2 separate regions of the Homo sapiens genome follow, and region 1 is linked to region 2. The links are chromatin contacts, found by Hi-C or POLR2A ChIA-PET in ENCODE. All regions are on one chromosome and are shown on one strand. The core of a region is the stretch at or near the end of the contact, and the rest is flanking DNA. Distances in the headings are between cores, read along the strand shown. Region 1 has its middle 82 kb from the start of MIR181B1. Region 2 has its middle 340 kb from the start of NR5A2.

Region 1 (2,819 bases), core at 114-2,613, 910 kb before region 2:
AAAAAAAACAAGCCTATTATTTGTGTCTGCTTTTAGAACTCAAATTAATTAGTTAGATGAAATCAAGTTCTATTATTAATCTAACTAAATATACTGAGTATAGAGTAATTTCAGACATCTTCCCTTCACCAAGTTTATTTAAGGTTCTTTGGCAGGAACTGGTGCTGGAATAGGCAGCTTCTTGGATGCTTTCTACTTGCAATTTGATACCTAATGGTTTTCCTTTTGGCTGAGAAACTTCACAAACAGAAATGAGCGCTTGATCATGTGACTCGAGCACTGCAGGAGCTTGGGTCTGTGGAAACAAGGCGGGGGCAGCGGTCATGGGATGAAGACTGCTCGTGGTTGCTGTGTTCAAGATGTAGCAGGCGAAGAATACATCCTGAGAAGGATAAAGCCATGTCCTTAGAGTTCAGGCATGACCTCTGAGAGCTGGTTGAACATCCTCCTCCATCCCGGGTGAAGCAGCTGCTTCCACTCTGCTGGATACCCTTTTGGCGCAAGGCAGAATGCATCAAAACTGTGTGGAGTGAAACGCGTGAACCCTGTTCTACCAACAGTCACACAATTCAGGGAAATTTGCTTTGCTGTTCTTAGCTTCATGGTTTTCATCTCTAAAATTGGGATAATATTTAAAAGTTACCATTTATTCAAGACAATGAGCCAACCACTGTGTTAAGTACTTTATATTTTCTCATTTAATCCTAAGTGGAAAAGCAACAAAGAAGTAGAGTTTAATCGTATGAGTCTATGTTCTGACCTCCTTATGCCCCACTTTTCTCTTCCGTAACCTGGAAATCATGACGGTTTTTACCTTCCAGCATTGTGAAGATTACTTGAGATAACGAACACAAATATTTACGAAAGTGATTGATCCACGGTAAGAATTCAGTAGATGATGGCTGTGATTAACAGTCCTCAAAAGGTAGCTATTATTCCCACTTTAAGGATGTGGAAATTGGTACCAATAACAGTTGCTAAGTAGTAGATCTGGGATTCAAGCATAGGTCTACTGGCTATTAAAACTTAGCTCAAACCACAAGGCTAATAAAAATTCCTGTTGCCCAAACCTTCTCATTCCCTTGGCCTTTTTTCCCACCCAGCCTGTCTTAGCTGGGCCTATTGGTCTCTATGGAGCACACTAACAGTCATTTCTACTCATCTAGTTCCCAGACAAACCCTGATTTGAGAGAGGAAGTTTCAAACCAGACTCAGCTTCTCCATCCTTTGAGGCTGGATATTGAGTCACTCTTCCTGTTACTGTTAACTCAGGACAAAGAGTTCCAGCACTAACCACAGAGTCTTGTCCTGTTCAGTAAAGAATGCACCACAGCCACCTCATGAGAAAGAGGAAGGCCTTCTGACTCCGGCCGCTGCCTCTCAGTCCCACTCCTGCAGTCGCCTCTGTATCTCTTCCCCTCTTGTCCTCCACACTCTACGGTTCTCAAAACCAGGCTCTGCTTGCTATTAGTACTGACAACACTGTCATCCACACTTTATATACGTCCCTTCTAATATTTATTGTATCCCTTGTGGCGACTATTAGTATCTCAAATTTAGATTGGAGAAGCAAATTTAGAATGATTAAATAATGTGTACAAGGTCACACAACCATTTATCTTTATAATGATAATAATCTGCATTTATTATTCATGAATATTTCAAAATCACCTAGAACAAGGTTTCTCAAGCCCAGCATTATTCCAGCCAGTGGAGACAGTGTGCTGTCCCCATTTGTTGACAGAGCACTGAATTTACAAACATTAACTCTACTTATACCTCATTACCTCTACTCTCATCCCATTGGCCATAATTAACTATATGGCCACACCTAACTAGGCTGGGATATGTGGCTTTTATGTCCATACAAAAAGCAGAAATTCTGTTACTATAGAAGAAGAACATAGAAATTGGCAACAACTAGCAATATTTGCCACAACACTTCATAGTGTTATCATGAGTACCAAGTGCACTGTGAATGTGACAGTGCTTTTGTAAGTTCAAAAGGACTGAACTAATACTGGCTGCAGACTTCTAAAGAAACCCTTGCACCACAAATCTTGAAATGGTACCAACTCATGAAAATAAGTAATAGTTAGCAACAATCACATCAAGTTTCCCCAGGCGCAACTAGCTTCACTTCAACTGGGAATTGCCACGAAAACCAGGGTTTATGCTGCTGAGTGAAGTACACAATGATCACAGGAATTCTGGATTTGGAAGATTTTACCATTAGCTGTGCTGCAAATCATTTGATTTTCATGCCATTTTTCTAGACTGGGATGAAAACACACACACACACACACACACACACACACACACACACCTCTCATTTACTGTAGTTCTCACATAGACATCTGAAAAAGGAGTCTACTGATTGTACACCTTATATTCAAGGACCTTTGACTTGGGAATTGAGTTTGTCAGGTACTGTACCAGTCTGCTTTGACTAAGCCAAATTCTGAGTCCAATTTTCACTTTTCTTATCTGCAAAACTAATGAAAAGGATGAGATCATCTCTCCATCAAAGTAATAGCATTCTATAAATTTTGCTTTCCTCAGCCACTACATAAAAGTCAGGGCTAAAGATTGGTGGGAGAAGAGCCACAGGCTCCCTTTGGTGGTCTGAATAATCTACTGTGGATCACACAGCAGTCATTGGCTGGCTGGGACTCTTGGTTCAGCTGAGGTCCAGGCATAACAGGCCCGCCCTGCTGCCTCAAACCGAGGTGTATTGAGGAAGACGCATGTGGCTGTTTACACAGGGCCTGGAAGCCGGGGCCTGGCTCATGCTGAGCTCAGCTTCTCACTTCTCTGAG
Region 2 (2,815 bases), core at 11-2,510:
ATTATCAATATTTGATTCTCAGAATAGTAGCAGTTTTAACACTTTTACTACAATCACAAGTGCTAGTTCATGTCAGAATAAGTAGACTAAACCTTTATCTGTGTATCTCTCAAGCACGTAAGTTAATGTCAAAAAAACAAAGATAAGATATAATACTAAGCATTTCAATTCTGTGTGGATATTTGTATATTACACAAGCTTTTACATGTCAGTGTATTTCAATCCTTTCCAACAAACTAAACAAACTAAATTTTGATATCTGGTCTTTTTTTATTTTTATTTTATTTTTTTTTAACTCCAAGCTACTGTATATTCTTTCAAATCTCTGTAAATATTCTGTATTTCTAGGTTTTTGGTCCTATTATTTTAGCAATATATAATGACATAATTCTGTATTTAAGACAATGATTTCTTCCAATGTGATTTTTTTTCCCCATATGGATAATATTCTGAAGGGCCATAATATAGCATGCCTGCCAGGGCAGGTTGAGGGGAGGAAGGAAGCATGGTTATAAACAGCACCACTGGCATATATCCACTAGGTGTCAGTCATGCAGTTAGCATCAATTTACATTCTTAATCCTGATGGTCATAAACACAAATTCTATTAAAGCTACCCCTGATTCAGTATGAACATACCACAGAGACTCCTAGAATTTTATGCAATGTGGAATAAAGTCTTGTGACTAGAAGAGCTACTGTTTTGCACTAGTGAGGACTTCAGTCATCAATGAAATGCAGGCTTTTCCGAAGTGCCATTGTTAGTTGAGGACAACTGTGTTGGGGGCAGTTGTGATGACTCTAATCAGTTTAGATTGATATGGTATCTAAATGAGAGAATGATAGGGTATCATTTCAGAGAGTTCTCTTGAAAGATTTAGCTTATGGAAACAGGGAAGCACAATGCAGAATATTTCTTATATATTTAACATTTAGAATATTTCAAAGAATACCCCCTCCCCAAATGCTGATTATATTGAGAATAAAATAGTCTTGGGGAAATTGACTTAAGAACACAAGACATCTTGGGTTGTTGCTACCAAAATCAAAAATTAGTTCTATTCTTTCAGACACCTGATGTATTCTTCTCAGTAAAACAATGTGTGAGTTTTATAGGAGAGGTTCTTAAGGATTCTTTTAGAAAAGTGTCATATAAGGTGCTTACTGTTTCTGGGAAGGCAGTATAATGACTGTCTACTCAGTTATCAGATTGTCTCAATCCAGTTCAAAGTGTTAATTGTCACCGTGGACTATGTTTGAACTCCTTGCTGTATGACTAATCCCAAGCATTAGTCACCATAATCCCAAGCATTCCACACAATTTCCAAATAAATATGGGAGGCAAAATAGAAATAAGGTTCATAAAGATCTTTAGGAAAGGCTTGGTTCCTTCAACAGTAAAATTAACGAACCAAATTAAGTGGTCTCAGATTTTCTTTCCAGCTCTGCTGTTTTGTGATTCTATGATGCAACATGTTGTTTTCCTTAAAACAATGGAAACTTTTTATGATGAGTAGTTGTAACATGTTAGTTGTTCTTAAAGATAGAAAAATGTAAATATGTGTTATCAATTACATTACTCCTCAACCCTGATCCCTGCTTTTGTGGTCTAAAAGTTTATCATTTTTCTCCCTTCTCACACCCAGTGCAAGTCAAGGATTTCTCTTCCAGAGTTATCTTTATGTTGCTTCTATTCCCATTTCTCATTTCCAATCCCAACTCATCATCCACTCCCTAGCCCTGCACTCCCACTTAAAACGAGATCGTCTTTGAAGAAATATTAATTTGGAGATTTAGTGAGATCCTACCCTACTTAAAGTCTGCTGCAGATAAAGTCACAGTCAGGCAAGGAACTATAGTTACAGGATGTTTCCAAGGCATGAGGAGCAGCATATAATACTCTCAGTACTTTTGACACCATTGTGATGATGAGATTTCATAACTGAGAATCAGATAAGCATACAATCTATATCATGCTTGTTGAGAAGATCAAAAAAGTGGAACTTGGAATTCTAAGATGTGCAGATACAACACCTGTCCTCAGAGTATCATCCAGTTTCTATGCATCCTTTTTATAAAACCTTGCATTAATTCAGCTTCTCAACAAATATTTATTGGCCAACTCTATGCCAAGCACTGTGCTGAGCCTTGGAAATGAAGCTGTGAAACAGGCAAAGGCTATCTGTTGTCAAAGGATTTAAAGTCTAGTAGAGAATAGTGATGAATTAAAGCACATAAGGTTCTAATGGGAAATAAAAATCACTGGGTTATTCTTACATAATACAGCACTAGTATGGTTACCAGTATAAATAAAACATAATGCTGTACAGAGCAGACATGTAGATTCTCCCAAGCAATGTGTCCTAAATTGCAGGATGATTTCCATGTAAATTGCAGAGCTATAGTTCCAGGGAGTCTTAGATGCATGAACTGAGACAGTTCTAAAGAATCCCTTCATTCAGTTACTACTTTAGAATTCTGGAAGCCTGTATGAACCTAAGAAATACATTGCTCAGAGATCAGATTCTAGCCCACTGTTTTCATTAATTTTATTTTTATTTCCTCAAAAACCTTATCAAAGTGTGATGCCTTTGAAATGAAAAGCTATTCCCTCCTTCCTTTATACTTTTGATGTTAGGCTCCCTCGGAAAGACTTTAAGTAGAAAACCCTTGGAAGGCCTCAAAGCCAATCCTGCTGTCACTTTGCACAACTTATAAAGGACAAACTAGCTAATAGACTACTAGAAAGGAGAAGTTTATTAAACCAAGCAATTAGCTCTTTACTTTAAAGGGATTTGATGAGACTAAATGAAGT

What was found. Hi-C counts contacts between places; a loop is a spot of excess contacts on that map. ChIA-PET counts read pairs that join two places held with the same protein, here RNA polymerase II (POLR2A). Pooled maps may share reads with other maps.
Region 1: a loop to region 2 is called in a pooled map, with 2.8 times the contacts of the local background. The contact joins two enhancer-like sites. A Hi-C loop is called at or near these places in 1 of 168 maps with a recorded cell type or tissue (sciatic nerve), 1 of 37 single-sample maps with no recorded cell type and 3 of 50 pooled maps. POLR2A ChIA-PET finds 5 or more read pairs at or near these places in 1 of 52 experiments (Panc1).

Annotation. Positions count from the first base shown.
Region 1 is chr1:198,775,553-198,778,371 of GRCh38, forward strand. No RefSeq gene overlaps it. Among named protein-coding and RNA genes, the nearest start is that of MIR181B1, 82 kb to the right of the region's middle. Within about 2 kb of position 1,364, at least 11 of the 41 ENCODE cell types and tissues checked have a DNase peak (open chromatin) inside an H3K27ac peak, as active enhancers do.
Region 2 is chr1:199,684,316-199,687,130 of GRCh38, forward strand. No RefSeq gene overlaps it. Among named protein-coding and RNA genes, the nearest start is that of NR5A2, 340 kb to the right of the region's middle. Within about 2 kb of position 1,261, at least 3 of the 41 ENCODE cell types and tissues checked have a DNase peak (open chromatin) inside an H3K27ac peak, as active enhancers do.